6 separate regions of the Mus musculus genome follow, and all the other regions are linked to region 3. Evidence: chromatin loops called from intact Hi-C (ENCODE). Cell type or tissue: heart. All regions are shown on one strand. Links, peaks and the distances in the headings refer to the core of each region. The heading gives the core; the rest is flanking DNA.

Region 1 (5,176 bases), core at 756-4,755, 170 kb before region 3:
GTGCCAGGGTCCTCTTCTGTCCCTGGCATGGAGTAGGTCTTCAACACAGAAATGGCTTTGCATGTACCTCCTGTGGACCAGAGTGGCTGACTGACATAAGGACCCTGGAAGGCTGGGTCCCGGCACTCTGTCTGCACTCTCCTCTGCTCTGTCTATGATGCTCAGAGGTTTTGCCCCTGCAAACAGTGTGTCTCCAGGATGCCTGGCTCTAATGAAGGCTTTCCCACAGCGAGGGACAGAGAGAGAGAGAGAGAGAGAGAGAGAGAGAGAGAGAGAGAGAGAGACTCCCTCAGGCAGGAGACCCCAGCAAGTGACAGGGCATTTCTCCATATCCCTGAAAGTCTAAGCCTCTCCTTGCCCTGCAGTTCAGAAATCTCATCTTTTAAGACTCACACCCCTGCATGTATGTAAACTACTGACCCTTGATAGATTCTGGGTGCTGGAGGGGCCCTGTTTGGTTTTTTATTCTTAATCGCCATCCCCTCCACTGTATGATTTAAATTCTCAACGTTTGAACCGTTGGGGGGAGGTGTGCTTTCTGTTTCCCACAGGGAGCCAACGACACCCAAGTGCTAACAAACCTCATCCCATTTCACAGATGAGCAAAATGAGGCTGACAAAAGAGCCTCCCAAGGTCACATGGTCTGGCTAAGCATCAGAGCTCAGGTACAATTGCCAAAACAAAACAAAACAAGCTGGGCAGTGGTGTCGCCCGCCTTTAATCCCAGCACTTGGGAGGCAGAGACAGGCAGATTTCTGAGTTCGAGGCCAGCCTGATCTACAGAGTGAGTTCCAGGACAGCCAGGGCTACACAGAGAAACCGTCTCAAAAAAACAAATCAAATCAAAACAAAAAATAACCCACAAAACAAACAAACAAAAAAACCTCACTTTGTGGCCATCGACTGACTGACGGGGTCTTTCTTGACCCTTGATCTTTTCATTGAAAAACCAGGGATCAAAACAGCAGTGTGAAGCCATCAGAGAGCTAATAGAAATTTATTATTATTATTATTATTGTTATTACTACTACTACTATTGCTATTATTGTCATTGGCATTGCTATAGATACCTCTTGGCTCATACCTGTCGTTCCAAGACTTTGAATTCCCTGAAAGTACTGAGAGAAACATGGATCGAGAGGAGTTACCGGACCCTTTACTCACAGGGCCCCTTCCTAACAAGCAGGTCTGTAACCCCAGCTAACCTAACTGGGTCAAAGTTGCACCTGGCCTCTCCTTTCCTGGCTCCCCTCCCCGCTCTGGGACAGGAATTATCCAGGCGCCCAGCGCCTCGGAGGGCCATCCCCGCTGTGAGGCTTTGATAGGGAAAGTATGAAGAACAAAGGCCATTGTTTCAAAGGCGGCTGGTGCCTCTCAGGCCACGGGCCAGCTTCCCGGGGGTGAGGCCTGGCTCCAGAGACACAAAGCCTAAAGTCATTAGGACCAGCGACAAACAATGACGGCATCCTTTCTATTTACCTGCGTTGGAGCTGGCTGCCAAGCGGGGAACAATGGGGTGGGTATGCAGGCTGGCTCACCCTAGCCCTGATGCTTTACAAACCCCATCTCCTTCTCCCTGACCCGAACTTGAGTAAGAGGGCTTCGTTCCGTGGTAAACTCCCATTCCTTGCCAGTAAAATGTCCACAGGTAGGGTACCAGTCCCTCCTCTCAAGTTCAAATCCAACGCCCAGTGAAGAAGACCTCCTGCAGGCTTTCCCCAGGATAGATTCTAAAGAGACACTTGGGTCCCCTCCAGCTATCAGATAATTAAAAGAGAAAAAAAAAAAGCACCCCCAAGAAATTACAAGATTCCTCCCGGAATTTCCTGATAGGAGGAGAAGTGATCTGACTCTGGGGGCTGCCAGAGGAGGGGCGTGTCTCCTAAAAAAGATTGACAGCTTGTCAGACGCCCTTGCGTTAGGGACTAGAAGCTGGGAGCAGTGGATGGGGTACCACACCTTGAGGCTCTGTACTTTCTATTTAAACCATACCCCTCAGGTCAGGATCCAGAAGATGGACTTGGTGCGGTGGGGGGGGGGGGGGGGCACGGGACGGGACGGGACGGGACATCGCTGGATCCCACATCCTTCTCAACATGGCCCCAATCGGATCAATCACCATTTGTTGCTTTTCACTATTAATTTGATTGCTTCCTCTGCCTTATTGAGGATGGGTGGCCACACCTGGCTTTTGGGACAAAGGCTGTGACCTCTAAGTCCTGTAAGTGTGTCAATCTGCATGACTGACATCAGGGCACCTCAGTGAAGTGACGGCTCTGGGGCGGGTTCTCTGCGCCTCTGGCAACCTCAGGTTTCTACACCTGCCCAATGAAAACAAGCCTTCCTCCCAGGAGTCAAGAGCCCGAACAAAGTAAACATCTTTGGAGATGTGACTCTGCCAACTTGGATAGCAGGACCTATGAAAAAGCTAAGCTTGGATCACCTCCAGGGGGCAGCTCACTTGGACGAGGTGTGCTGCCAGCCTGGGCAAGTGTCAACACAGAGGCAACACAGAGGACAGTACAGGATTCAAGTGATGCTCTCAGCACAGTGAGTGTGAACTCAATACTCGATATCAATAACAAGGATTGTACTATTACGTACAAGATTGAAGCCAGGTGCGGATGATGCTCACCTATGAGCCTAGCACTAGAGAGTCTGACATAAAAGAGTGGCTGTGGATTTGAAGCTAGCCAGAACTAAGTGGTGAATTCTAGGCCAGCCTAGGCACACAGAGTAAGACTCCAACTCAAAACCAACAACACTAAAAGGCCAAAGTACCATCGAGTCCAGAAATGGACACAGACGTCCTTGAGGGGTATTAACAGCGAGACTTATCCTGCAGAGGGATATGCCCACTCTATGCAAGAAGAGGTATAGATCTAGGAGGGAAAATGACAGGTGAGGGGGTAAGGGTGGGAGAGGCACTGTCGAAGGTGGGTCCTGTGGCATCGAGTGAGGCTCGCTCAGATCCCCTCCAGACAGGAGAAATAATAATGGCTCTTGTTTCTCCTCAGTGCAGCTCCCTGCCTCACGCCATTCCCTCCCTTACCTATAGGGGGCGGAGTGGGAATTAAAACCCACTGGGTTGTACCAGTACCCAGAATCTGTTCTCAGTGGTACTGCTTACCAGAAAATGGAAGGTTTCTGGAGCCCAGTTAGAATAGGGGTCACGGTCACAGCAGCTCACACCTACCAGGAGTGTGGTCCTGCTGACGTGGATGATGGAGCAGGCAGATGCGGGAAATCAGCTCGGGTTGGCTAAGATTGGCCCCTCTCTGTGTCCCAGCCATGCTGATTTTGATATACCTCCTCTCCAGGTGTGTCCGCACAGCTCCCAGTGGCTCACCGGGCTCCTATTCATTCTCTAAGTTCTCCCTTGTAAGTTCCAGGAGTCTTGATTCCATTGTGTGTGACTCTCGGAATGGGGGTGGGGGTGGGGTAGCAGTCAGTGCTTGGACTGCCTTTGAGTCACATGACCATTCCTGAAAATATCGCTGAGGGTCCAGCAGTGGTATGTGCTGAGGCACCAAACCCAAAACCTTCCCTTACCAGTTAAAGACTAGAAGTGAAGAGACACGAGGTCTCTAGGAAAATCAGAATTATGTTCCTTCTTTGTCCAGAGAGAGGGGTTTCCCTCACTAACTGTTCGGCAGCTGTTAGGTTTTCAAGTTTTAAGCTTTATCTGAATAGATCTATCCAGCTTCACCCTTCACCCTCTCTGTGGGACGAGTCTTGGCCACTGTGCATTATAGCAGCTCCCTTTTCAAGGCTGTGTAGAATTCCATTCTGGGAATACAGTGCCCGTGGTGCATCTGGCTGCTGTCGGGTGGCATATAAATTCCCTCATTCAGATCATTGCCAAATGCTGGAACTTTTATACCCATCTCCATACTGACAGACGGGTATACACCCAGACTCATGTATGCCTGTCCCAAACATCTCAGAACTGAATAGCCCAGACATGCCACTTGGGTTCAAAGTCACCCTCTGTGACTAGTGGTAGCTTCCCTCCCCAGGAACCGTCAGTTTCCCATTGCAAGACTCCTCCAGTGACTGTGCTTTGCATGGAAAAGCCAATGTCACTTCATTACACAGTGTCCCTTTGGAGATCGGTGCTGGTCATATCTCCACATCAAAGTCAGAACCGCGGCCAGGCCAGGCTCGCCCAACCTCGCTGCCAGGAAATGGGGAATTTCCTTCATTTCTTCGCCCATCTCAGAGGCTATGCAACATGGCTTGTCTTAGTGGTTAAGAGCAGAGTTGTGCCTAGCCCCCCTGCCGAGGTGGCTGAGAAGGGCCTTGGCCCCTGCTCTGATCTTTATCACGCATTTGTCCAGCGCATTAGAATGACAGTATTTTTTATTTATACAACACCTTTTTTTTTTTTTTCTGGCAGGGGGTGGGCTGGACTCAAAGGAGGGGTAGGAGCCAGATGAAGCCTTTTATAGCCTTTGGTTTGTTTACCCTGTGGAGACTGAAGGTCTCTAATGGACAAAGATGGGACATTTAAAGAAGGAAAAGAAGGAATGTGCCCCAACTGGAAGTCAGCCGCCAGGCTTTGCTCTTCTGTCTTTGGTCCTTGTAGATTATATTTATCTGATCCTCAAGGCCCCAGTGGGAGCTGACACTTACCTAAGGCCTGGGTTGCTGTTATCTGCTTTTGTGATGAGCCCTCCATTGTTTCTGCACCGGTATCCTGCCCGCATCAGCCTCTGGCCTGTGACCTCTGGCCCTCTGTCCTCGCTAGTTCTAACATCAGCCCGTGGAGTCTGTTTCCACCTCTGCTCATAAAATTCACCTTTTCCTAGTATTTGGGCCTTAGGCCTCTTTCCCAGCCATGCCAGGCTCTCTTCCTGACTTGGTTGACCAAGTTCGGTCCACACCCAGATGAGCCCCAGCTGGGAAGGGTGTATTAGTGTAGGCAAAGTTGCAGTGACAGATGCCGGAATTCTCTGGAGGGAGTCCTGAGTCACAGGTACACAAACAAGCTGGTCAAGTAACTGGTTCTCAGAGACTAGGGAAAGTGAATTATATTGTTCACCTGGAAAGTTTAAGGGGTGATTATAGACATCTCTATTATATTGGTGTGTGTGTATATATATATATATATATATATATATATATATATATATATATATATATATATATACACACACAAACATACTATACATT
Region 2 (5,176 bases), core at 819-4,818, 810 kb before region 3:
CCAGCTTCAAGCTAAATGGATCACTCTTGTTCCATCTCCCACCCTCCTTGATCAACCTTTAGCTGGGTTGTTTTCAACAGAACACAATGTGCAAGTGAGTGAGCGTGGTCAGGTTTCATTTGAACTTGACTGAGTAGTTCTATGTGTGTACTGTTCATTGAGAAAAAAATTTCCTTCCATTCCAAGGGTGGTGGTGCATGCCTTTAATCCCAGCGTTCAGGAGGCAGGGGCAGAAGGATCTCTGTGAGTTTGAGGGCAACCTAGTCGGGAGAGAGAGAGAGAGAGAGAGAGAGAGAGAGAGAGAGAGAGAGAGAGAGAGAGCCTGTTTTTTAAAAGGGCAAAACAAAACAAACGTCCCTCATGCATCTGGAAGGTAAAGTGGAGGGTTCTGGTCCGCACCAATCACCCTAGTGCTTAGGATGAGGACCCGAGGCTCTGAGGCGAGCTAGGCAGTATAGTGATGCAGTCTCTAAAATGAAACTTGATCTATTGTCCCCAAATCAAAATAAAACTGTAAGCAAGGGGCTGGAGAGATGGCTCAGCAGGTAAGAGCACTGACTGCTCTTCCAGAGGTACTGAATTCAAATCCCAGCAACCACATGATGGCTCACAACAACCGTAATTAGATCTGATGCCCTCTTCTGGTGTGTCTGAAGTCAGCTACCATGTACTTATTCATTATTATAATAATAAATAAATCTTTGGCCCAAAGCGAGCAGGGACTGGGCAAGCAGAGTCGTCTGGAGCGAGCAGGGTTGACCGGAGTGAACAGAGGTCCTATATTCAATTCCCAACAACCACATGAAGGCTCACAACCATCTGTATAGCTACAGTGTACTCATATACATAAATAAATAAATCTTAAAAAAAAAAACTGTAAGCAGGGCTGGGGACTTGGCTCAGTTAGCAAGGTGCTTGCCCTAGCACACATGCACAAGCTCTGGGTCTCATCCCTAGCACCACGTAAACTGGGTATGGTAGCAAATGCCCATGATCTAGCACTTGAGACATGGAAGCAGAAGGATAGAGTTCAAAATCATCACCAAATCGGAGGTCAGCCTAGACTATGGGAGACCTTGCCTTCGAACCAACTAACCAATCAACCAAATGTAACCTTCCTTATCAGTGTGAAAGCAAGTGGTGGGTACTGTCAGCCTGTAGGTCATGTCCTGTCCACCCTGTCAGTGTCTCCTTGTGCCCACAGGGAGAACAACAAGGCGTGCTAGAGAGACAAATGGTTTGAAGCAAAAGGAGAAACCGGGATGCAGAGGGTAATCTTTTATATTGAACACTCCTACAGGAAACCTTTTTTTTTTTTTTTTTTTTTTTTTTTCCGGCTGGCCCATCATGAACCAGGACTGGACAGGAGTCCCAGCCCAGTCCTGAAGTTCAGCAAAGGCATTCTGGATGAAGTGCCAATGATGACCTCAAGAGGGCGTGCCTGAGGGACTCGGACTCAAGCAGTGGCTCCTAACCAGGGCTGATGCTGTCAACGTGGTTCAGGGCAGCATCCAAAGACATCTTAGGTTGTCTCCCAAAGCGTCTGTCTAGTGGGCAGATACCAGAGCTAAATGGCACTACCCCTTCCTGAATTCATAGACAGGACATCCCTGAGCTCATAGAACCAGCCAGTTGTCACCAGTGCCCAAGTTTGAAACCTAGGCTGAGGGAGCACTGGGAGAAGGAAGGTGACAATTTGGCCTTGAAATAGCTTGCTTCTGAAGAGTCGGGTGGCGTGCAGTTGAGAAAGGAGAGGCCAGGTCACTCCTGTCCGAGGAGGCCACTGAAGATGATGCTGTTCTATGATCATAGGACTTTTTGAAACGTGCTTCCGAGCAGGACTTTGGGATCATTCCCACTATTGGATAACTGGTAAGTTTGAGGTGAAGCAGACAGTGAATTTGATGAGCTCCAGATACGAGGATTGTGAAAGAGGGAGTCAAGGATAATCATTTAGAGACATCCACAGGAACCCAGTGGTCCAAGGACAGCTTAGAGACAATGAGCAGAAAGGTACAACCTGGGCATCATTCATCCTACAAGACCGTCATCTTCATCCTCACACAAGCTCCAAAAATTCTCTGCCATCAAGTTACATGCTGGTCCTTGGAGTATTTTAATTATCTAATAAATCGATAAAAATAATTAAATGACAAAATTAATAACTAAATCAATTAATCATAATAAAAATAATTAATAGAATAATTTAATTAACAAGTATGTATACAATGTATGTGAGTGTAAGCATGTGGATATAGCTCAGAGGACAGATTCTGGGAGTTTGAGTCTCCTTGCAGCTTATGAAGTACCCCAGGCTGGCCAGACTGTGACTTTCAGTTCTGACCTCCACTCCCACGCCCCATCTCCCCGTAGGAGTGCTGTGAGCTCAGATACATTCCTCCACATCCGACTTTTAAAAACGTGTCTTCTGAGGTTCACACTCAGCTGCCAAGCTTGCTCTGCCGGCACTATACACTCACCTCATGGCATAAGAGATGTTACACAACTTGATCAAGGTACCAAAGCAATATTGTAGCAAGGTACAAAAACAGGTCCTGTTGTTTTTATTCTACATCGTATCTTTGTGCCTCAGTACCATGTTTCCCTCCTTCCCTTACTTTATTTTTGTGCAACTTGGCATAGAATCTAGGGGCAAGCTCTACCATCCACCCCCAGCCCTCTTTCTTATTTTTAAGAGACTTGTTCTCTGCATTCGAAAAATCTCCGTGAACTTCTCCGGTGCAACCAGCAGATGGCAGCAAAGGAGCGGCTTAGCGAAGCCATGGGCGCCTGACTCACGCTGGCCGCAACTGCTCATAGCTTTTTCCCAAGGGAAGAACCCAGAAGCAGCTCAGGTAGAGTGCAGTTGTCGGTTGCCCGGTCCTGTTTTAACCTGAAGAAATCGAGAAGCGCCAGGAGGGTGCCGCTCCCATTCCAGTCATCTCCAAAGTGGTCCTGTTTAAAGACAGAGCAAAGGACCTGTATCCTCATCATCTGGAGAGGCAGACACCTACCTACACTTTATGACCTGCCTTCAAGAAAATCCTGGGGGCAGGCTCGGAGTGGAAGAGAGGTTGGTGTGGCATTTGTCTTGAGAAATGGGTGGTGTCTGGTGGGCAGGCTGGAGTCTCTTGAGTCAAGCAGGCAGCTTCCGATTTCATGGATGGTATTTTTGAAACAAATCTTGGGGCTGAGCAGGATACAGCCGGGCTGAGCTTACTCGTGGGGTAGCGAAGAGGCCTTCCTCCCCAGTAATCAGAAGGAAATAAAGAAAAACGGACCATAGATGTCCCCTTTGTTTCCTGAGCGTTTCTTTAGATGGTCATGGATTTTTTTTTTTTATGATAAGTCAAAAATTACACAGTAGTGGAGAAAGGTAGAAAACACACCCAGGCTAGCCTCTACCTTCTTCCTAATTCGAGGTCCTCTGTGCAGGCTTGGCTTGGGGGGGGGGGAGCCAATTACATATCACTGAAAGTGTTCCTGCGTTTTTGTTTTTTCTCATCTTTGCTCTGACTTCTATACAGGTGTTCCCCCAGGCCCCAGAGTAGCCTTCCTCCAACATCCACACAGGTATTTCCCAAAAGCCAACCCCACCCCACCCCACCCCTCATGTATGTCTTAGTGGAGAAAGTTTGGGATCCCAGAACTTGGAAGAGTCTGACGCAAGAGCACTGAGATTTGGTGGGGAGAGGGGTCCACGTGGGATGCAGGAGAAAAGGCTGTCATCAAACAAGATACCATCAAACAGAAAACTAGAATGTCCTGAGAGGGTTGGAGGGGGCATGGAGCAGAGGAAACCTGGCTAACCTTGACAGTATGGTGAACATTGAAGCCACATCCCCCCCACTCCACCCAGTCCCAAGCCGGGACCCCAGAAATCTCCCCACAAAAGGGCCTCCCCTACAGTTTCCTATACCTTCCACCCTGGCCTCTAGTGAGAAGTAATTTTGTTTTATGAAAAGTAGTTGCTTTTTATTGCCTGGGATAGCCTAGAGAGGGTGACCCTCCCAACAGGAAATTAACAGAGAACTCATTGAGGGTGATAATGACTGCTCATAATCATTCGGCTGATAAGTTAATATAACTGATTAATCAACTAATTATACAGTGCCCGAACACACCTACTTCCTTCAGCCTTCCCATTTAAAATAAGCAGGCTAAGACCAGGCGCTACGAGTGGGAAGTGGGAAGTGGGGAGTGGGGTGTGTGTGTGCTAAAGTTAAATTTAACCTAGGCAAGCCCCAGGCTGAAGGCACCATCTTAAATCTTAAGTCCAAATGTTCCTAAACCCCATTGGTTATTGTCCCCTGAGCAGTGTGTGAGTAGGTCATTGGTTAGGATCACACATCTCCGAGAATCTGAACTTCTACTGCCCTTTCAGAAGGCTGTGCACATGTAAACTACATTTTCTGTGTAATTTTCACGGGCTCCTCAAAAAATAGCCCTATAGAATAGCCAGTGAGCTCAGAGTAGCTGACCTTGGGGAGAGCAGGCTGGGCTGGGCCGATAGAGGGGTTGCTTTTCCTGTGTGGTGGCTCCTGAGTTGTTTGGTTATGGCACTGTCTTTCCAAACCTGCTCTTCCCAAGGCTCTCTGCCAGATTGGGAGAACTGGGAGATAGCTAGAGCTACTGCCAGGGTGAAGAATGCCTCTTCTAGGCACAGAGAGATTTAAAAAAAAAAAATCCTACAAGATGCTGGTTCTGGGGACTGAGATAAATGAATGACAGCCCCACAAAGGTGACCGGAAGGAAGGAAGGTCTACCCGAGGGTCAGTTTGGTGTCCATAGTGTCCTTGACACTTGGAGACTTTGGTGAGGCCAAGAAAAATGCTGGTGTGAAAGAATACAAGTCCAGGGTTGGCTCTGGGGTCCTGGGGAGGACAAACCACCGCTCTGGGGACCAGACAACTCAGCAATCCGAAACCAGAGCCCAGGTCATTAGCAGGAAACCAAAGTGCCGGGGTATCGAATTTCTAAAAGTGCCAATACTGGGCTGCCTGGGATCCTAGCACTGGTGCAGCTGGTGGTAGGGGCATGTGAAAAACCAGATGGCACCATCAGTCGGTACCCTGTTCTAAAGAATTCTTTCCGGTCCCCCTGGTTTTGTCTCCTATTCCTGAGGCTTAGACCAAAGCTGGGAGACAAGTCTTCAGTTTGGGTCCTCTGCACCTTA
Region 3 (5,176 bases), core at 368-4,367:
CTGGGCCTCTCGGGGGCCCTTTATTCACTTCACTGGCAGCTCACCTCCGCTCTCTCAGGGTGCTGTAGGGGCGTGTGATGGCAAGTTTATAGACAAGGTTGACCAGATGGCTCAGTGGATACCTGAAGACTTGAGTTCAACCCTGGGACCCATGTGAAGGAAGGAGAGAACTGGCTCCCCCACATTGTCCTCCGATCACCACACGCACACCTTGGCAGCCCCTCCGCCACACTCACTCGACCATTCGATGTAATTTTTTTTAGATTAGATTAAAGTTTTGTTGTTGTTTTTTTTTAAATCAATTCATAGCAAGAGTTAGTGGCTTCTGACCCCTACATGCAAGTGACACCTCTTCCAACAGTGACTTTGTGCTTGTATTTCTCAGAGTCTCAAGTCTCTCCTCCCTAGGACACTGTCCTAAGAACAGTAGAAGATTTCTCTCCAATAGTCAAGAGAGTGCTTTATTTCATTTTATTTCTTCCTCCAAAGGCATGCTTATAGATCACCCTGAAATACGCTAATCTCCAGTAGATATGGCAGCTCACTCTAATCCCAGCACTTGGGAGGCTGAGGCAAGGGATCCCAGTGAGTCTCCCACACAGCCTTCGAGACAGGGCCAGTTCCCCATCAGCCAGGGTGAAAAATGGAACTGTGCATTGAACACACCAACAGAAGAACCCTGACTTGAAGCTTGCTCTCTCCCCAGCGTTAACGGCTTTAGCTTCGTTTGAAGCTATTTGACTGGGGGCCACCCCGACACTCAGTGTCCTTGTCTAGAAGTAGAATCCTAATGGGCCTGCTAGCAATGGCTCTGGGTTGACAGGGATTCATTTTATGAATGAAGTCTTAGATTAGACTAGATAAGAATGGTGGAAACGCTAAAACAGAGTTTTCTATCCGGTTTAAACACACACACACACACACACACACACACACACACACACACACATCTCAGCTCTCGTTCGAGATGACCCCTGAGCTCTCCTGGTTTCTGCTAATGTTCCCGATAGCCATTCACTTCCTGGTTGTTTGCCTCCTCGGCTCTGATTGGCCAGATTCCAGTTCACTTGGGAGCTGTGTTATGAAGACCTTGAAGGCTCCAGGAAAAGGAAAAATTCCCTCTTCTCATTCTTCTCTCCATGAGCTCTTCAGCCAAACCCACCCTTACCCTTTAAGACGCAGACGGGTTCAACCTCGGATGCCGTCGCATCCATTCTAGACCTATCCTTTGTCCCCAGATCCTGGCATCCAGAGCATGGTGTGGCCTCTCACACTGAGAGGTGGGGCCTGCAACCCAGGTTTTGACTCCGACCACAAGACTCTGCGTTCATTCAGTGTCTCCCCCCCCCCCCCCCACACACACACACACTTCACTCCACTACCACATTCATCTGTCAAGTGCCCTCCCCACCCGACACACAGACACGCAGACTCACGGACAGACACAGCCTTCTCTCCCGTCTCTCCCTCCACCCACGTCTTTTCCCTTGAGCTAGATCTGGGGGCGGGGTGAGAAGAAAGCCAAATGTCTTCCAACCACAGAGTAGTGACAGTGTTGTCCTTACAACACCAACCAAAGATCTAATTTTTTTTCCTTTCCTGAATGCCTAAAAGGAGTTGGAAAACCCGAGGGCACCATTGCCTTGTTTTCTGCTCAATGGAGTCTGGCCAGAATCCACCCACAGCTAAACAAAGCATCCTTTCTTGTCCCACTGAAGTTCTCAAAATCTGGCCAGCCTGACACCCACCCAGAACAGCCCCTTGACCTGACTCCTGCCTTCGTCCTCCATGCCTTTTGATGGCATTGTTCAATATTCAAAATCAGACCCAAAGTGCCTGTCCACACCCTAGTCTGAAAGACCAAGAACAGAATTTTAAAATAATAATAATAAATAAATAAAATCTGTGGCCTAACCAGTGGTTGGAGCGCCATCTGCTGGCCATTTTATAAGCAGCGCCTCCCTCACCAGCCCACATGGCTCTAAGTTCCCGTATTTCAAAGTCTTTTCGGAGTTTAACTCCGAGAGAGTATAGCTTCAGGCGTGGGAACTTGTGCTTTTAAGTACGTTAATATCCCATTATTCTATTATGGGAATACGCATTTAGGAATAAAGGCTCTTTTTAAAAAATCTTTTATTCCTTTTCTTTTAAAGCTATTTAAAGTCTCCATCAAACATCTGGGAGGGATGATCTCAGCTTACAACGGCTTTTATTACTGTCACACTTGTTCCTACTACCGTGATAATGATTGTGGCATTGTATTAATCAATAAATCATAACGAACTCGCTTTTTACACACTCTTAACACAGACCCCCAGACCAGTGTGTGCCCGGGTTTGCAGGAAAATTTATGATTCTGGGTGGGAGGGAGAAGGAGACTATAACACAACAAAGACCAAAATAAATAAATAAAGAGGGAGGATTGCTTTTAGAAAAAAAAAAGGAGGAAGCTTTTTTCTAAAAGAGACTCTCGGCTTGGGAAGGCAGATTTGGGACTGAGTTAATAAATGCCTCTCCTATCTGCTTAGTCAAAGGAGCTTACGTCCCTTTAGCTGGGATTTTTTTTTTAACCTCATTAAAAATCAAAGGGAAAGCATGGGAATTTTCCTCTGTAAATATTTTGCCTGTCCTCTGAGGAGAGAAAACAGAAAATCACCTGTCTCAGTCGGTGCCTTCTTTCGAATTCACTTTGGCCAAATACCTTAGGCAGTCAGGGTGATGGAGAAGAATTGGGGAAGGGGGGGGGGGCTTATGCCTGTCAGCAAGTGTGTCCACCAAGTGTGGGTTTGGGTAGCCATAGGGAGCACGTGGCATCTACCCCTTTCGAGTCTGCAGCTGCCACAGCACAGCACATCCTGAGGAAGGGCTGGCTGAGTCACACGAACCCTGTGGATTCTAGAAGCCCCTTTCCCTGGGCTTCTCTAGGACCCACCCATCACTCTGAGCTCTCCATTGGTCCACCATGGGGGATTTGGTCCACATTCGTCGGGTGTTCTCAGCTTCTTCATCAGATTCCTTCCTCTCTAGTTCTTGAGCTAAAACCCCGTTTATAAGAAAGTCAGGAGCCTGGGAAACATCTCGTCATTGTAGCGTCCAGCCCATCATCTTATTGAACGGGCGTTTTACTTCTCCCTTGAAGCTGGGTGTCCGCCCCGAGTTGAGGCAGATACAAAACACAGACGTAGACGGAATTTTATTTCAACGTTTAATACGTAAAATTCTCGCTAAAATAAAACAAGCCATAAAAGTAGCCTTTCCCAGAGCACACGGGTTTTTTGTTGTTGTTGTTTTGTTTTTGTTTTGTTTTGTTTTTTTATTTTTTCTGGAACTAGCCCCTTCTGATTAGGAGCAAGGTACAGAACCTCGCTACAGGTTCAGCTACTGAAAACTTGAATGAAAGTTCTCCTTGGCCTCCTCCTCCAAGGCCACTCCTGGTCTCTAGTCCACAAGGTATAAGAGGCTGAGACAGGATCCGAACATTTCGAGTGGAAACTGGTTCTTCATTGAGTTCCCCCCACTATCTTTCTCAGAAGTATGAAGAGGTTTGGGGGTTGGTGGGGGTGTTGTTTTTGTTTGTTGTTTTGTTTTGTTTCAAGCATTGTTTATTTGAAATACTAGCTGCTAAGTTCAACACAGTTTTCTGCGATGTCTGCAGACAGAATTTTTTGTTTGGACTTTCAGTAGTGCGAGGAGAGAGAACGAGAGAGAGAGAGAGAGAGAGAGAGAGAGAGAGAGAGAGAGAGAGAGAGAGAAACAAATAGCCTTGCTTTGAAGTTCCCACATAATTACTGTAAAGATCTGTGAAAGTACAGAGCCAAGAGCCAGCGCTTTGCTCCAATCTGGAGGATGCAAAGGCCAGGCGCAGCCCGGGAAGACTCTCTCAGAGCGGTGCAGAAATACGCAGCCAAGGTAGATGGGAGGTGTGTGCGCCCCCCCCCCCCCCCCGGTGTCTGCAGGAGGCAATAAGAGGAGGCAGAGCAAGGAGAAGAAACTGGAAAGAGAAATCAAGAGAAAAGGAGAAAACATGGGGGGGGGGGGTTGTGAGGGGAAAGGAGATGCTGGTGATATTTACAAAGATTGGTGCAGAAATTAAACGCTGCATATACGATACGGAAGTTGAGGGGTGGGGGGGTGGGGAGTGGCAGGTTTCCATCTCCATTTCTTTGTAAGAATACAAGTTAGGGACATCCGAGGAGAAAATGGTTGTAGCCTCTGAGGTTTGTTCTCTGAACGATCAGCCCAGCTGCAAGCAGCGGCTGAGAAAGTTCTTGATGTCACAGTGCCCCCTGCAGTAGCACCTGGAAGGGACCCCAAGGGCCACCTTGCGGCTTCCCATCGCCTTTGTGTTTCCTACCGCGAAAAGAGGAGGGGACAGGAAGATGTTTCTACTCTCAGAGTCTTTTAAGGGTCTACCACTAGCCAGGCCAGGGGACGGACGAACAGACGGGGGCAGCTTTGAAAAGTAACTTCCGATTCCTTTCACCTCCTTTGGGAGACCAGGAAAAGAGGGGGCAAGCAACCTTGCTCTGCGATTTTTTTCTCCCCCCACCCCCCCATTATCCCTTTAATCCTATTTTAGTTGAGATCTGACTTGGAAATTTCTAAAAGACTTTAGTCTCCCGTCCTCGTCCTCCAGATTGCTAGAAGAGGGTGATAGAAGGAGCGTGTGCGAGCGAGTGCGAGAAGGTGTGTGAGCGCTGCTTGTTTATGACGCTTCGCATTCTGCTTCCACGGCGAGAACGCTGACCAGTTCATTACTCGCTGTCCATAAATTGAAACCTTTGACATTTTTCTTAAATTGTTTGATGTTCCCCAGAAAGGGAAAAAAAAAAGTACTCAATCACTGAAACTCATGGGGGAGGGGGCATTACTTATGGTGGCGGGGTGGGGGGGCATTAAATTTGCAGGCAGATTCTGGCCACCCCACAGTGACTGTGAATAGATAACTTGGGCCACTGTATCAACTCCTCAAAGTTCTTAATAAAGCAAATTACAGTTGGGACAAAGTAAAGGGGTTATGGGAGGGCACGGACAGCGTAAACCAGAGGAAGAGCCGTTTCCATAAATATTTTCAAGATTATAAAAAGCTACTTGAGGAAAGAGTGTGTTGAGCAGGGTCTCAGACTTAGGGCTCATTGAAGCCATTAAATATTCATCTTTTTTTTTCTCTCATGAA
Region 4 (5,176 bases), core at 477-4,476, 99 kb before region 3:
GCTGTGGATTTCATTGTTCTCATCTGCAAAATACTTCTAACACGTGATTTACCGAGGGAGCAAGGCAACCTGGGTTCAAACCCAGCTTCTCCGTGGCCGATGATCTGTGTGACTTAAGCAAGTGGGTATCTTCTCGGTTTCCCTATCTTTAAACCACAGATAGAGTCAACACCACACACTTTTCTCCTCTTATAGCCTGCTAGACCAACAGAAGTTAGAACACACAAAAGTCCTTGGTGAGGGGCAGGAGAAATGGCTCAGTGGTTAAGAACTGAGCTTGGGCCGCTCTTCCAAGGGGACCCAGGTTCAATTTCCAGCACCCATTTGGCGGCTCATAGTTATGTTACTCTAGTTCCAGAGGATCTGACGCTCTTGCACAAACATAAATGCAAGCAAAACACCAATGCACGTGAAATCAATAGGTTTTTTTCCCCCAAGTCCTTGATGAAGGAGACATGACAAAAGCAACTCAAGGAAGAAAGGGTTTGTTCTGCCCACAGAGTTAAGGAATGGTCCCTTATGGTGTGGAAGGCGCAGCGGCAGGTGATTGAGGTAGCTGGATACATTGTATCTGCAGCCAGAAAGTACAGGGAGGTGAGTGTTGGGGCTTAGTTCTCTGTCTCCTTTGGCCTAGGACCCCAGCTCACAGGATGGCACCGCCCACACTCATGGTGTTTCTTCCCACCTCACGCAACCTGGATACTCCCCCCCTCCCCCCCCCCCCCCCCCCCCGCACAGGCACGCCCAGATATACTGTCTCTCAAGCCGTGATTCTAGACTCTGCCCAATTGAGAGCCAATACTAACCATGGCAGGATGCTTCTTGAAGATTTTATATTACTAACTGCCACCTCTTTGGGGCTGATGCCAACTTACAGCAGAAGGCTGCCTGGACCTTCCTCCTTGTGGATACTCAAAGGGACCCCAGTTCCCAGCCTCCTTTTCAGGGACATATGTGTCCTGCCTCTTGGCATGCACAGGCTCCTCCCGCCAGTTTGAAGTCCTAAGGAGAGGATGTTCTTGACTAGAGAGAAAGCAAGTGCAGCGCACAGGAACCTGAGCCCTGTGATGGTTACTTTACTGTCTACTCAACATGAACCTAGGGTCGTCCGGGAAGAGAGAACCTCAACGAGGAAATGCTTTCATCAGATTGGCCTCTGAGCATGTCTGTACGACGTTTTCTTCATTAATGATTGATACTCGAGAATCCAGCCCATGGTGGGCAGTGTCACCCCTTAACAGGTATTCCTGGGTGTTGTAAGAAAGTAGACAGAACCAGCCCTGGTGAGCTGCCCACTGAGCAGCCCTTCTCCATGGCTTTTGCATCAGCTCCTGCCTCTGGGTTCCTGCCTTGAGTTCCTATCATAACTTCCCTGGATGATGTCAGCGGCAAGCCAAGCGAACCCTCTCTCCCTCAATTTGCTTTTGACTGTGATGTTATCAGAGCAAAGGAAAGTAAACTTGGGCAGGCTCCAAACCACGATGTCAGGCAGGGCTGTCCTACCCATCCACCCTGTCCATCCCGCACTAATGCGAACATGGAGCAAACTTGTTTTGAACGAAGGCACGGGCATTTGGAAGTTCGGTTTTTGTTCTGTTTTACATTTGTTTGTTTGTTTTTTAAATCAGTTCACCAGCCTTACATGTGAACCGGTCACAGTGGCTTAGGTGGGTGGGGCATTCATTTAGTGTCCATGGGAGCCTCTTGGCACACGCTAGGAACATCATCCAACCACAGGGAGGAAGGGACGGGTGCCTCACAGACTTTGATCTTTGGTCCCTATGATCTAAGTCACAAAGGGAGTGGTGCAGGCTCTCAGAGATGGCATTTCTGCTCCTGGAGATAGATGGCCCTAAGGACAACCTGGGCCATAGGCCCAAGGCTTACCCAGAGTATGAACCAGTGATGGTGCCTTTCAGAGAGCAGCACACAGAACTGCTTTATCTCTGCCATTGGGTTCTTTGCCTCCCCTCGGTGGGGTACCTCTTTTCTTCTCAGGGGAAGCCTCCATGCTCATCATGACTTGCTGGCCAGTCCCCAGATTCTCTTCTGCAGCAAGGGGTCCTTGGGATGAGGTGGAGGTCAGGTGTGGGAGGGAGGGAAGTTTTCACTTCTGGCTCTCCGTGGGGATCCTAGCGAACTGGCAGGCCACAGCTGCACTGGACAGGGCACTGAAGTCGCTTTTTAAAAAGACATGGTTCCTTCTTGGTCTTACCACACATCAAGTCCTGGGTCCTTGCATCAGAGTGAATACCTGGACCTCTAGGGGGTGCTCCTCCCTGAATAGGGTCACCAATGAGTGGCTCTTTCCCTTTGTGGCTACACCTGCTGCCTCTCCTCTCTCTAGACCACAAGGGAGGGGGAAGGGACAATATTTGAATAAATGTTTCCTTCCTTCCTTCTCTTCCTTTTTCCTTTCTTTTCTTCCTCCATTCCTTCCTTGCTCCCTCCTCATCTATCTTTCTACACACACACACACACACACACACACATTCTGTGTGTGTATACATATATACACATATATGTCTGTGTGTATATATATATATATATATATATATATATATATACACACACACACATATGTATACACATTTATGTGTGTGTATATATGTATATGTGTGTGTACATAGATACATATATAAATATATACACATAAATATATAAAAATATATTTATATACAGTGTCCCATGTGTCCCAGGCTGATCTTAAACTTTCTTTATAGCCAAGACTGATCTTGAGCAAGTACTAACATTATTGGGTTTCAACACCATACTCAGTCATAAAACCCAATTTCTTTGCAGTGATTTACATGCACAAACAGACCACACACACACACACACCCCTGTGTGTGTACTGAATGCCTATGACCACACATTCAGAGCCAGAGGAGGACCTTCTGTGCCCTGCTCCACCACTCTTTGTATTTATTCCCTGAGATGGGGTCTTTCACTAATCTTGGAACTAGGCTGGCAGCCAGCCAGTTCCAGGAATCCTACTGCCTCTGCCTCCCACAGTGAAGGTCGCATGTGGCTTTTTATGTGGATGCTGGGGATTTGAACTTGGTCCACATGCTCGAGCAATGAGTGTTTTGCCCACTGAGCTTTATCCCCAGTCTGTCTATAGATCTTAGAGCAGTAGCTGGCATTGTAGGGTACTTGCCAGCTGACTTCAGGCATCACTTCTTCAGCTTCAACGACTGTCACTTATAACACATAGTTACTCTCATGTGCACACACACACACACACACACACACACACACACACACACACACACACACAACATTGATTTTGGAAGTGAGAAATGTAATGTAAACGTGCTATTTCCCAGGGCTGGAAATAGCTGGGACTGCACGCCTGCTGGTTTCTACTGATTTAGTCACTGTTGTCACCTGTCCAAGGTTAGGGTTTCCCAAAGCAGACCCTGAAATAATGGTATTTGGAGAGCAGGCCCTGATGGGCACCAGGACTTAAGGTGTACAAAGAAGCCCTTGAGTTTGGGCTAGACTTAGCCACTAGCTTGAACTAGCACAACTAAGCAAGAGTACAGGCTACAATACTGAGACACACCTTTAATCCCAGCAATTGGGAGGCAGAGGCAGGCAGGGCTCTGTGAGTTCAAGGCCAGCCTGGTCTACATAGCAAGTTCTGTGCTAACTAAAGCTACAGAGTCAGCCCCTGTTGTAAAACCAAACATCCTTCAACTTCCGTCTCATGCTTGGGGTCTCTGAGATATCTTACTCTAGGTGAATCCTACACCCAACCATATCAGATCTTCAAATACCCCTGTGTGCTGAGTAACAGAGAGGTCCAGCTAGCAACCAGGAAAGCCAGCTTGGAAATGGAAGTCCTCCCCTCATGAGCTGTTAGATGAAAACGTAGCCCTGCTGAGTCTCAAGCACAGCCTCCTGAGAAAGCTGACCCACTCATCTAAGCAGACTCAGAGTGCTTCTCCCCATGGGAAAGAATAAGTATTTGTGTTTTTCAGTGGCCACACTGGGGGATAATTTGCTACCCAGCAGTAAGTGGCTGATACACTCTGCTACAGAGTGGATTCCTAGAGAGGCCAACTGAGAACTCAGTCCTCTGGAAAAATTTTGGAGACCATTTAGAAAGTTCCCTGGAGTTAGAACCACTCCTAACTGGGGTACCGTTACCCCAAAGCTATCCTTTCTTCATACAGAGGCACTCCTGAAGATTACCTCCCCAGCATTCCCACCTTGCCCCTCTCTGAGGTCCAGAGAAAGACTTCAGATAGGGGGCTCCCAGCTGGCACTATGAGCCATTCTTGAACAGTGAGGAAGGCAATATAGAGATATCAGATACAGTGACAAGTGCCCTACTTTCCAGATAGATCCAGCCCCCCCCCCTTTCTTCCTTTTCCATATAGACAAGCTGTTAAATGTGTTTAACTAGAGCTAAGGGGAATGTTTAGTGAGTAGAGCATTTGCTTTGCAAGCCTAAGACTTGAATTCAATCCCCCAGAATCCATGGTAAACACACACACACACACACACACACACACACACACACACACACACACAAAACCAGTTATAGCAATGTAAACAAATCATCCCAGATCTGGAGAGGCAGAGGCAGGGGCATTGCTCTGGAGGAGCAACACTCTATGTTGTCTTTTGGCTTCTGTATGCATGCACATATGTGTACATGCACTTAAATATACACACCACACCACACACACACACACACACATGCACACAGAGTGTATAACACACATGCATGCAGACTGTATACTTGCACATATGCATGCACACACATGTGAAGGCACAGCATGTATGCATGCACAGACATGCACGCACCCACACAAAGCACACACGGATGCATATGTGCACAGACATGCACAGAATATATGACTGAAGTGGCTTCCTTTGCAGGTCTTCTTGAACAAGTTTCTTAAAAATAAACCCACAGATCAGAAAGGTAAGAAAAGGATTTTTTTCCTCCCCTTTCTTAACTAAATTTACTTTGTGCCCCCAAGAACAGCACACACACACACACACACACAAATAGCTACGTAGGGGGACGACAGCTCAGTAGCAGAAAGTTTCCCTGCAAAATAGCAGCAGTTCTGACACTGAACGCACCATGGCGTAATTAAGCAGCGGGGTCCCACAGAACGGCATTCTTTATATTGCCTCATAAAATAGCTAATATCAA
Region 5 (5,176 bases), core at 360-4,359, 70 kb before region 3:
TCTTACAATGCACAGGACAGGCTCCTGCGATGGATTCTCCAGCCCACGTGTCAGCTAAACTGTAGACGTCCTTTGAGCTGCGTACATCCCGACATCTAGAACAGGGCCTGCATTTAAGAGTCACTTCATTAAGCCGGGCATGGTGATGCACGCCTTTAATCCCAGCACTCGTGAGGCAGAGGCAGGCGGATTTCTGAGTTCAAGGCCAGCCTGGTCTACAAAGTGAGTTCCAGGACAGCCAGGGCTATACAGAGAAACCCTGTCTTGAAACCCCCCCCCCAAAAAAAAAAGAGTCACTTCATCATTATTTAGGTGATGAATCAGCCCTGGAAACAGGTGCCTGGTGAAGACTTTCTGATTCACTGAGGTCTCAAGGAATGAAAAAATTCCAACTCAAATTAGTAACAGGGGAAAAAAAGGCGCTGTCTCCACAGTGAGAAAGATCCAGACCCTTGTTTGGGAAAAGGTTGCCTTTCGTCGGAAGGAGAGATGACCCTTGGTAGCCCCTCCCGGAATTCGCACATTGTGTTCTAAGTTTAACACATCTTGTACTCTTTTCTGCTGAAATCCTTGGCTCCAGCCCATAATATCCCTGCATCCAGGAAACCATTATGACTGGCCAGGGCAGAGGTCACTGCTATTGTAACCCACTTCCTCCATGAGGGTTTTAAATTTGGAAAAAGCTCTTACTACTATTGTACATGATGTCAACGCTCCGATAACCTTGGAATTCTTTTTATTTGTCTCCTTTGACCACTGAGTCCCCAAATCAGTCTTTTAAAAAAATTTCTGTGTAGGAGGGGGCTTTCCTCAGAACACAATGTTAACAAGCATCGAGTCACAGCCAGCCCTGCTGGTATTTTCCCAAAGGGCCTTCAAAATGAAACTGCATTTACCAAAAAAAAAAAAAAAAAAAAAGAGAGAGAGAGAGAGAAAAGCCAGGATTCCAAGGGAGTAGCAAATAATTTTAGTCACATTAAGGGGTTTGCCGAGAGCCTGTGTCGTCTCTGGAATGGACTGTCCACCTAGCACATCTGGAGATGTTGTATGCCGGTGGTACAACTGAAGCACCAGAGAGATCTCTGGATTAAAGGACCACAGGGACTGTCAGGGCAAGAGATGGGGGTGTGTTAAACCCTGAAATTCTAGACAATAACGGTAGGAGAATTACTATGACCAACAGTGTGGGAAACACCAGGTATATCGCCATTTGGGGGAGAAGGCATGTTAAAGAAAAAGGAATCTGGGAGGCCTTTGACACGGTAAAATGGAAGTCAGGAAAGACTACTCTGGTCCATTCTATGAGTGTTCGGTCCTCCCCTGTTACTTGTGAGAGATGCAGACAGGAAGTAATCATAGCACACCAAAACCCATCCTCTGTAGAGAGCCTCCGCTGTATACTCTCGCCGGTGAACACGGGTGGGTGTGTGCAAACATGAGGATGTGAACCAGCTGCACTCATGTGGAGGTCAGAGGACAACCTCGGTGTCAGTCCCCAAGTCCCACCTTTTGGTTGGGTCAGGGTCTCTCATAGGCCTAGAGTTTCCCAGTGTAAGCGATCCGCTGCCTACCTGCGTCCAGCATCACATCGAGGATGAGATTGAATACAATGCATCCTATTGTGCCTGCTTTTTTATGTAGCTCCAGAACCTTGTGAGTACCAACGGAGGCATTTCCCCAGTCTCTGAGCTATATACTTAACCTCTTTGTGACTTAGTTTCCCCCTCAGTGTCAATGCTGCTTTCCTCCTAATCTTAGGGCACCCATACTGTCTTATGTGCGTGCGTTGTGTCACATGACTAATAACAGCCAATGGAAGGTAGGAGATAAGTACGTCTGAGGCTGCAGAGAAAGAGGTCTTCACTGCCTACAAGTGACGCTGGAGAGACAAATGCCACTCCAGCTGCAGGAGCCTTGGTCACCATGGAGCCTTGTGACCCAGCTTTTCCTGGGTCCTGTAGCCTTTTCTAACTTCCCTACCAGTGGTATTTTCTAGAATCCCCTCCCCTCCCTTCTACATCTTACATGCAAACTGCAGTTGCTAAGGAAGATTTGCACCCTAAAACAGCTATCCTAACCCACTGGGCTTTGCTGCCCCCCTTCTGGAATTAATTATCTAGAGATCAGCAAAGCTCAGTGGGAGACCATCCAGCCCTTAACTCCAAATTCTCCCGGTGAGTTATCTTCTGTTTTGGATTGTTGCTCTCAGGTCAGATTTGGGATGATGGAGAAGATACACACACACACACACACACTCTCTCTCTCTTTCTTTCTCACACACACATACTCTCATATACTCATACACACTCATAAACACACACACACACACACACACACTCACACACATACATACACCCACACACTCATAAACGCATACTCATACACACACTAACACACAGGCACACACCCACTCCAATGCACATACACACACACTCATACACTAACACACAGGCACACACTCACACACACTAATGCACATACTCATACACACACACGCTCATACACCAATGCTCACACTCACACATGCTCGCTCTCTCTCTCTCTCTCTCTCTCTCTCTCTCTCACACACACACACACACACACACTGGCATGCCAAGACCAGGAAGCATGTGGGAGAAATAGCCAACTATGGGGAGGGGGGGTCACAGTGTGAGTCACTTCTCTGCCATCTCATGCCACAGGGACAGTAAGGACAATTCTCATTCACTGTATAAGCACCAGAAGTAAATCCAGAAAAGGCAAGTACTCTTCCAGTTTGTCCGTCTGCCACCCTGCCAGGGGGCTGGAGTAGGTGCAGTCTGTATAAGAACCCAAAGTCCCAGCTCAACCCTGCCCCAGGGCACACAGCATGGTCTTCAGGAAACATTAAGAATTCTGGACAAATCCTTCAATCCTTCAGTGCTCAGGCCTCCAATCTTTAGCTGTTGGCTTATGAGAGTCTCTGAAGAGTGTTGTGGTGTATCATCTGCTGCCTGCATCATGTGCCCACAAGAGGCCTTGTCCTGCAAGCCAAGACTGAGGCAGGTAAAGGAAGAGTCCTGCAGTCTCGGGCCCCTGGTTGTGGACAGCTGTGCTAGAAGTCTAAGCATCTCAGGCTTCCTGTCCAGGGCTCTCTTCATCTAAAGGGACCAGAATAGACTCACGCAGGGCAGACTGAGAGTGCCAATGAGCTAAGGAGTGTGGGGGTGACCCGTGACCCGTGATGAATGTAGAGGAGAGCATACTCCTTCCTGCTCCCCACTTATCATGAGGCATAGCTGAAGCATGTCTCCCTGGTTGCATTAGGACAGAGCCCCAATTACCCACAGTGCTGGTTTACTCATTAACAATATCTTCCTCATCTTTGTTCCCCTACCAGAGCTGCACCAACCTGACATCAAATCCTAGTTGTTTCTAGAAGAACCCAACTTCACACTGGCCTTCCACCACTAAAGACAGAGATAAGAGAGCCTGCAGGCAGGTCTGGGCTTGTAGCTCAGCTGGTCTCAGCAAGCTTGATGCCCTTAATTCACCCCTAGCACCCTATAGGCCAGGTGTGGCAGTGCAGGTCTATAAGCCTAGCACTCAAGAGAGACAGAGGCAGGAGGCTTAGGAGTCTAAAGTCACCCTTGGCTATGTAGCATTTTGAGGTCACATAGGATATGAGAGTCTCCCTGTCTCGATAAACAACTAAGTAAGTACGTACACACGTAAATAGCCCTATGCAATTTATCTGGTCAATGCTGAGGTCATTGGCAATGGCATCTTGAATTGTGTTACCCACAGCATCAGCAACATATCCAATCCCAGGCAGGTGGGTGGCCTCTGACTAAAGTGCCCTGTACAGCAAAGAAGTGGTCAAGACCACGAGTCAAGCTACACAGTGGGAGAAAACATTGGTGAGTCCTAGACGTAACAATCAGTCAAAAATCCAAACAGTAAGAAGTTGTCAGACATCTCAAGAGTGAACATAAACCAATGACCCCATTAAAAATTGGGCGAAGACTGAGGACTGGTTCTGCGAAGAAGACATACCCTCACTAACATGTCCCTGACAGAGTATGGCCTATAATGGTTGAGCGATGGGGAAAATGGATAATCCAGGGATGGCTGAGTGGTTTTGGAAAACATGGACTGCACACACAATGAAATATTGGTCTCAGCAGAGAAGGAGCCTCTGATGAACACAAGGACATGAATAACGCTGAAGAATATTCTACCAACTGGGGCCGGGATGCCGGTTGCGTAGTTTAAGGATAATGAAATTGTCTGGAATTCAAGAAGCCCTGGATTCCTTCTTCAACCCTGCACAAAAGAAATGCAAAACAGTAAGTGTAAAATAGTCAAATGTCAGGAGCTGGGGGCAGGGAGCAGGAAATTATATTTAAAGGGTCTGTTTTCTGTTGCTCAGGAGGGCAAAGTTCTTGAGGTCAGCTACACAAACACGCATCAGTTAACAACAGACGCAGCACACTTACAAGTTTTGGAGGGTAGATCCCAGAGTGCTGTGTCAGTTTTTGACCACAAAAAAAAAAAAAAAACAAACAAACAAACAAAAAAAAAAAAACAAAAAAAAAAAACAAAAAAACCAGAACAGGTTGGGGGGCTCGGGAGACAGCTTAATGGTTGATGTGCTTGCCACCCGGGAGTGGAGCCCAGGACCCTCCCCCTCCCCAAATCCCATAGAAATGCAGAGCAGGTTACAACAGCCCAAACTAGTCATATCAGTGAGCTCTGGGTTTGATTGAGAGAGCCTGCCTCCAGGAATAAGCTGAAAGAGCAAATAGGGATGGTGACCCCAGGCCTCCACATGCAAGTGCAGCCACATATTTGCACATGTCCATACATGCATGCAAACATACAACAACACACATGAAAAGCAGGGGAAAGAAAGTGCAAGAGACCCAGGTCATGTTAGGCATTAGCAATCCAGCTCTTTGCCCCATTCGGTGCTGAAACTCTCCTGCCCACTGGGACACTGGAGATGCTCACCCAAATGTGGTACCCTTGTCAGTGGGTGTTAGGTTCTTTGTCTTACAGAGGATAATTCACTCCAGGGGAAGGGTCACCACCGGGTAAGATTCTACAAGGCTACAGAGATTCCCCCAGCTTCCACTGCAAATGGAAATAAAGGTGTATGGGACAAAGAAGTTTCCTTGCCATACAGTCCCTGTCTGATGCTTTTCTGTAGCTAAGA
Region 6 (5,176 bases), core at 731-4,730, 790 kb before region 3:
TCCACCAGCTGGCTGATGAGAAAACATTAAAACTTATCGAGGAAATAAATGCTCACTTATGGACTGAGGCTGGCGAACTGTGTGCCTGTTAGAGTGAGCTCTCAGAGCCGAGGTTTAAGACAGGCTAGCGTCCGGGCCTGGTAACCCATCCGTGATTTAAGCTATAAACCACATTCCTCTACTCTGTAGGCCACTGCTGTTTAATTTCACAGAAGTGCTGGCTTTCTGTACTTTTGACTTAAAAGGAAGTGCCCGGTTATGAAAACCCGACTAAATGTCTTGTGGCTTGGAAAACGATCCCGTGCCAAACTTTGGCCTCAAGTAGCTTGGAAGGAGACCGAAAGTGGGGTTTTATTTTCGTGCCCTTCCAACTGGTATCTTGATAAACCTCAATGCTACCTACCTCTGGTTTTGTTTTTGTTTTTGTTTTTCTTAAATCGGTGGTTTTAAACACTAGTCATTGGGGTCCTTAATAGACTTATTTCGGTCAGGCAAGGGCACTAAACATTACGTAAAGTGGTAACAATATTCAAATACAAGGTGCATAGTCTCATGGGTTCCTTGGGTCTACACACATAACCTTAATTGTAAAAATTGCCTGCTACGGTTTCCCTGGGCTTGCAGACTCCGGAGATGGCAACGGGAAAGAAACCCGAAGGTCCTCCCCTCTTCCACTGATTTCTCTGTCTCACACCATCAGGCTTAGGTCCCCTTCAGCCCCAGGGACAAGGCTGAAGAGTAGAAAGGGCCTGCGGAATCCTCCCGGGTCTCCCACTGCTGTCTAAGAGGGGCTTTAAGGTCTGTCCTGGGAAATAAAATCCAACAGAAAGAACTAAACGTAAAGAATATTTCAGAATGGCTTCACAAACGGGCTTCCTGCAACAAGGTGATTTTCTCGAATGCTGCAGAAGCCGAGTGCGCGGTCTCCTTCAATGGAAAACACCCTGTATTTTGTAAGGAACCCCGGATACGAGTCCCTAGGAACCATACTGAGGGCCCGGGTAGGCTGAAACTTCCTGACCCTTAAGGCAGGGCCCTGGAGTCTCCGCATATTTGGGGGGACAGGAAGTTTTCGTTTCAAACGTCAACAGTCAGCCAGAATCTACTGTTTTAAGAGTCAGACAAAAGAGATGTGAAATTTTTCAGATGGTTTGGGGGGAGGGGTCCCCCACTGATTACTTACTTACCTTCCTGACTTCGTGATGACCATCTCTGTACCCCGCTTGTGAAACTGGTCCCAAAGTTCCTTGGCCTCCAGGTGCACCTTAGGGTCATCTTCTACGTCTTCTTCGGGTTCCATGGTCTTCAGAGGCCTCAGATGTGCCTGGGGTCCCAGGGATGAGAAAGGGATGCCGGTCTCAGCAGCCCCCACTAACTGATCCATGATGGGCTTGGCCAGAGCTCCGGGGAGCGAGAGCGCCGCGGCGCCGTTGGGAGGCAGCGTTAGCGCGGGGAAGAAAGGCGGCTGGTGGCCCAGTACCGCGCTCATGGCGAAGTCCGGCGCCCGGTGAGGTAGGAAGGGATGATAGGCCATGCTTGTCCCAGGGATAACCGGATCTCTCATGGAGAGGCTCATCCACTCCAGACAGGGAACCAGTCCGCAGCTGCTGGCTTGGCTCCGCTTTTGTTGTTGCTTTTCAAAAATAATAATTAAAAAATTCAACAGCGACGCATAGTTTTGTTTAAAATAAAAAAGAGGGCAAATTACAAATAAAGCGTTTGAAAGGGAGGGGGAAAGTGTCTTTGGGGGGAAGAGAACGCCGCTTTTAAAGAGGACAAAGCGGCAGCAGATCTGGAGACATAGCCGCTGCAGGGGCTGTCCTGGTGCGTGGAGTGTGTTGGAAAAGCCGCTCCTGGAAGTCGGTTTCAGTAGGGCAAGCAGCAAGCAGGGGCTCGACTGGCGCCCAAGCCCTGTGGCTTAGCTGGAAATAGACACTGCAGCCCTTTCCCGGGGTGGCTCCCCGGCTCCCACGCTCTTTGTTGCCAAAGCGCAAGGTTCTCGGAGACTTTTTTTTTTAACCTTTTTTTCGACTCCTTCCCCCGCCCCCTAGCTCTTCTCTGGCTTTCTCGCAGGAGGCGTCTTAGTTGAGCTAGACTCTGGCTTTCACAGGCAGCGAGATCAAGGGGGGGAGGAAAAGTCTCTCCTTTAAAAAAAAAAAAAAAAAAAAAGCGATTTAAGCCCCTTTCCAGCGGCGCTTTCAAAACTAGAACTGCGAAGCTGGCTTCGGTTCGCGATCCTCCTCTCTGGCTCCGGGCTGCGCGCAGAGTCTGGGTGGCGAGCGAATGGTGCCTGCGATCTTCTGCCTCGGGGAGCCGGCTGTCTTCCTTGTGCTAAAAAAACGTGAGCGAAATCGCTTTCCTAAAAATAATAAATTAAAAAAAAATCAGCGTCCGGGCACGCAGGGCGAGGGAGGATCAAGAAGACGGGTGCAAAAAAAAAAAAATAGGAAAGAAGGAAGAGAACGGAGTGATTGGGAGCTGGAGTAGGCAAGTAGAGGGAGGGAGAGAAAGAGAGAAAGAGAGCGAGCGAGCACCTCGCCACCCTCCTCCGCCTCTAGAATTCCCCGGGCGTCTGCTCGGCGGCTCTGGACGGTCCGGCAGCGCTGTGGGCTGCGGGAGCCCGAGGCTTGTTGATTGGCTCTTTGACGCTTTCGGACCAATTGTGTGGCTGCATAGGCGTGGTTTTCACAGGTCGAGTGCTGGGGGAATAGAGCCGAGTTATAAAAAGAAGGTGTCGGAAACTGGAACGTCGCTGCGCCGCGCGGTACTACGGCCTGTCCTGCGTTTATGTCAACATGATCAGAGGGGAGGGCGGGGAGCCACCAGGGCGCCGCGCGCTCACCAAAGTCGCCTCTAGGTGGCTGATCCAGAAGAGAGTTCGCAGCAGCCTGAGAGCTCGCCGCGGCTCCTCAGCTCAGCCTACGTCTGAAAGGCCTCAGCCATCCAAGCCGGGGGATCCGGGGAGGAGGCTGGGCCAGGGAGGAAGGGGGAGGGAGCGAGGGCGGGAGCCAGGCAGCTTGCCCGGCTTCCGAGGCGCCGGGCAGGGGCGCTCGCCTCTCGCGCGCTCCGAGCGCTACAGTTCAAGCCCGCGGCCGCTTCTCTTGTGCGGATCTGCAGCTTCTTCCCTTTCCCGGGCCCCGGGCTAGCCGAGCTGGCCGCCGAACCTCTCTTTCGGCCAATAAGCCTTAACAAAAGCTCCAGGCTCGCGTAGCTCTGAAGGGAGCCCCACATGGAACCGCCCAGCCACCTCTGAGTCAGATCCTCTAGCTCCTGCGCCCGGGTGCTTCGGATTCCCGAGCCACTAGCGCAGGGGATCCCACCAATCTTTCTGCCCGCTGCCTGCTCCCCACCCGCAGCCACGTGCAGAGACCCAAATGCCCCTTGGGATTCTGGGCCCGAACGCGCGCCGACATACTGAGACCGAGCCCCCACGCGGAAAAATAAACCACGCAAATGCATTCAAGGCCTGCGCGCCTGGCCCAGTCTACGCTCGGCTCGCTCCTTTTTTTTTTAAAAAATGTATTTACTGACCCTTTTGAGCCCAGCTCCTCTTCCATTCGGATGACGACACCAGTGTTCCACCCGGATGGGGGTGTGGGTGTAGAGAGAACGAAGCAGCTGAAACAAGTGAGCGCCTGGAACTGCGGGCCTGTCTCCTGAGAGCCTTTGCCCTCACCTCCGGGCCAGCTCGGTAGGGAGCTGCCGCTCTGGGCTTGGAGAGCTGCTCGGGGGGAGGTGCACCAGCCTCGTATCTTCCTCAGGCATCACACTTATCTCTGGGTGCCTCCGCTCCTGCTCTATCCTGGGGACTTATCGTGGCAGACGTCGGGGGCGAATTTGTAAAACAAACCGTGAAACGTCTCCCACCCCCATTTACCCCAGATGTCGGGAGACTAAGGTCTCCGCTCATCCTAGGGTGGGGAGGAAGGCCAACTGATCGATCAGACTTTGGTTGGGTGACCCTGTAGGACTCCCCTCGCAAACCTGCAGTCCTTGTTTGTGGGTAAAGGCGAACTGGGACATTCCAGTTTAAATGGAGGGCAACTTAGCAGAATTTTTAGTTTTCCTGGGACAAGACCTTTGCTTGGAAAGGGAACAGAAAGGAGGCTGGGTTTCCGGGCCTAGAGATTAAGCTTTCAATGTTTCCGTGTGGACCATTTGCGCCTAGATTTTCCCCCTGGGGGCCTCCCCCAACTCCTCGCCCAGGACCCCTTTCCCAACTGCAGGTTCAAACTAGCAGCTATTGGGTGAATAGGCAGTTCCTTCTCCCAGGTAGGGCAGAACATTTGAGGCCACGAGCTTTTCCAGTCTTACGTGTTTTGATGTACAAGGTTAAGAGCGTTTGGCGCCAGCCCTGAGCTTTCCCTGGTGCGGCCAATGGGAATAGAGTCATTCTTTGAACTTGGTGTGACCTGCCATCTCGCCCCTTTCTTTCCCCTTCTCTGACTTTTCGCGTGCTCACGGTGGAGAAGGGAGAAAGAGGGAGAGAAACGGAAACAGGAGGTGGTACCAAAGGCGGTGGCTCGCTAACACCCCTTCCCTAGGCCCTGTTCCAGATTGCTGGAGAGTACAAGAGGCCAGGCCAGGGCCCTCTCAGCACGGGCCACCGGGGTCAGCGCGGATTCTCTGCTGGCAGAAGGCTTCCCCTCCCCCTCCTTGCCTAGCCACTCTCGCCAGAGCCGCCCTAGAACCCAGATCTGCTTTACCGACATTGGCCGGTTAATCTCTGCGCTCCCGAGTGGAGTGCAGGAAAGTGGTATGCATCTGCAGCCTGTTTGACCCCTTGGTCACCTACGCGGTGCCCTGAAGGTCCACAAGCTAGCCGGAGAGACCTTGGCAACCGGTACCAAGAGTTCTGGCCTCAGGGGTCTGCTCTGCAAACGCGATACGAGCTCCATGACTTTGCATGCAAATAATCTGGCCTTGCTTTTTTGGCCGCAGCGTTGGAACCAGAGCAATTTCTGACCCCTCACATCACCCCACACACAAACACCCTTCAGTTGCCTATGTTTGACTGTAGCTCTAACTTAACCCTGGGCTCATCCCAGTTTGCCACTTCTCTAGCTTCTACCCCTCACTCCAGTGCGCCAGGGAAAGGGGGAGGAGGGCGGGGGTGTGGAGGAAAGTTTGCTGCGGGATTCAGAATCGAAAATGTCTACATGTTGCTAATGGTCTA

What was found. A loop is a pair of places that touch in the nucleus more often than their neighbours do. Peaks named below come from ENCODE experiments on the same cell type or tissue, not always from the same donor. Only the 100,000 strongest peaks of a DNase experiment are listed, where the experiment ranks them.
Region 1: a loop joins it to region 3, with 7 times the contacts of the local background. A loop is called at or near these places in 7 of 42 quality-filtered maps.
Region 2: a loop joins it to region 3, with 7 times the contacts of the local background. A loop is called at or near these places in 33 of 42 quality-filtered maps.
Region 4: a loop joins it to region 3, with 2.1 times the contacts of the local background. A loop is called at or near these places in 3 of 42 quality-filtered maps.
Region 5: a loop joins it to region 3, with 5 times the contacts of the local background. A loop is called at or near these places in 5 of 42 quality-filtered maps.
Region 6: a loop joins it to region 3, with 10 times the contacts of the local background. A loop is called at or near these places in 19 of 42 quality-filtered maps.

Annotation. Positions count from the first base shown.
Region 1 is chr5:119,051,817-119,056,992 of GRCm38, reverse strand. It overlaps Gm30895 (a long non-coding RNA gene), which reads right to left and starts at 3,367. Exons shown (of 4, transcript XR_878728.1): 1 at 3,198-3,367. In heart, for the core only: a CTCF peak has its summit at 3,046; DNase peaks (open chromatin) are centred at 1,382 and 4,172; H3K27ac peaks cover 453 bases; H3K27me3 peaks cover 639 bases.
Region 2 is chr5:119,688,905-119,694,080 of GRCm38, reverse strand. It overlaps Tbx3os2 (T-box 3, opposite strand 2), which reads left to right and starts at 2,863. Exons shown (of 3, transcript NR_040416.1): 1 at 2,863-3,073. In heart, for the core only: CTCF peaks have their summits at 1,413 (motif pointing right) and 2,751 (motif pointing right); a DNase peak (open chromatin) is centred at 2,870; H3K27me3 peaks cover 3,130 bases.
Region 3 is chr5:118,876,673-118,881,848 of GRCm38, reverse strand. No RefSeq gene overlaps it. Among named protein-coding and RNA genes, the nearest start is that of Gm42015, 36 kb to the right of the region's middle. In heart, for the core only: CTCF peaks have their summits at 1,939 (motif pointing left) and 4,287 (motif pointing left); DNase peaks (open chromatin) are centred at 1,268, 1,828 and 4,338; H3K4me3 peaks cover 550 bases; H3K27ac peaks cover 1,018 bases; H3K27me3 peaks cover 2,500 bases.
Region 4 is chr5:118,975,715-118,980,890 of GRCm38, reverse strand. No RefSeq gene overlaps it. Among named protein-coding and RNA genes, the nearest start is that of 4930413E15Rik, 26 kb to the right of the region's middle. In heart, for the core only: a CTCF peak has its summit at 2,230 (motif pointing right); no DNase peak of the experiment used is centred there.
Region 5 is chr5:118,946,664-118,951,839 of GRCm38, reverse strand. No RefSeq gene overlaps it. Among named protein-coding and RNA genes, the nearest start is that of 4930413E15Rik, 3.1 kb to the left of the region's middle. In heart, for the core only: no CTCF peak of the experiment used is centred there; a DNase peak (open chromatin) is centred at 599.
Region 6 is chr5:119,668,416-119,673,591 of GRCm38, reverse strand. It overlaps Tbx3 (T-box 3), which reads right to left and starts at 2,359. Exons shown (of 8, transcript NM_011535.3): 1 at 1,188-2,359. The coding sequence starts at 1,576. It overlaps Tbx3os1 (T-box 3, opposite strand 1), which reads left to right and starts at 2,084. Exons shown (of 4, transcript NR_166476.1): 1 at 2,084-2,341. In heart, for the core only: CTCF peaks have their summits at 1,413 and 2,865; DNase peaks (open chromatin) are centred at 1,511, 1,991, 2,791 and 3,721; H3K4me3 peaks cover 4,000 bases; H3K27ac peaks cover 4,000 bases; H3K27me3 peaks cover 1,948 bases.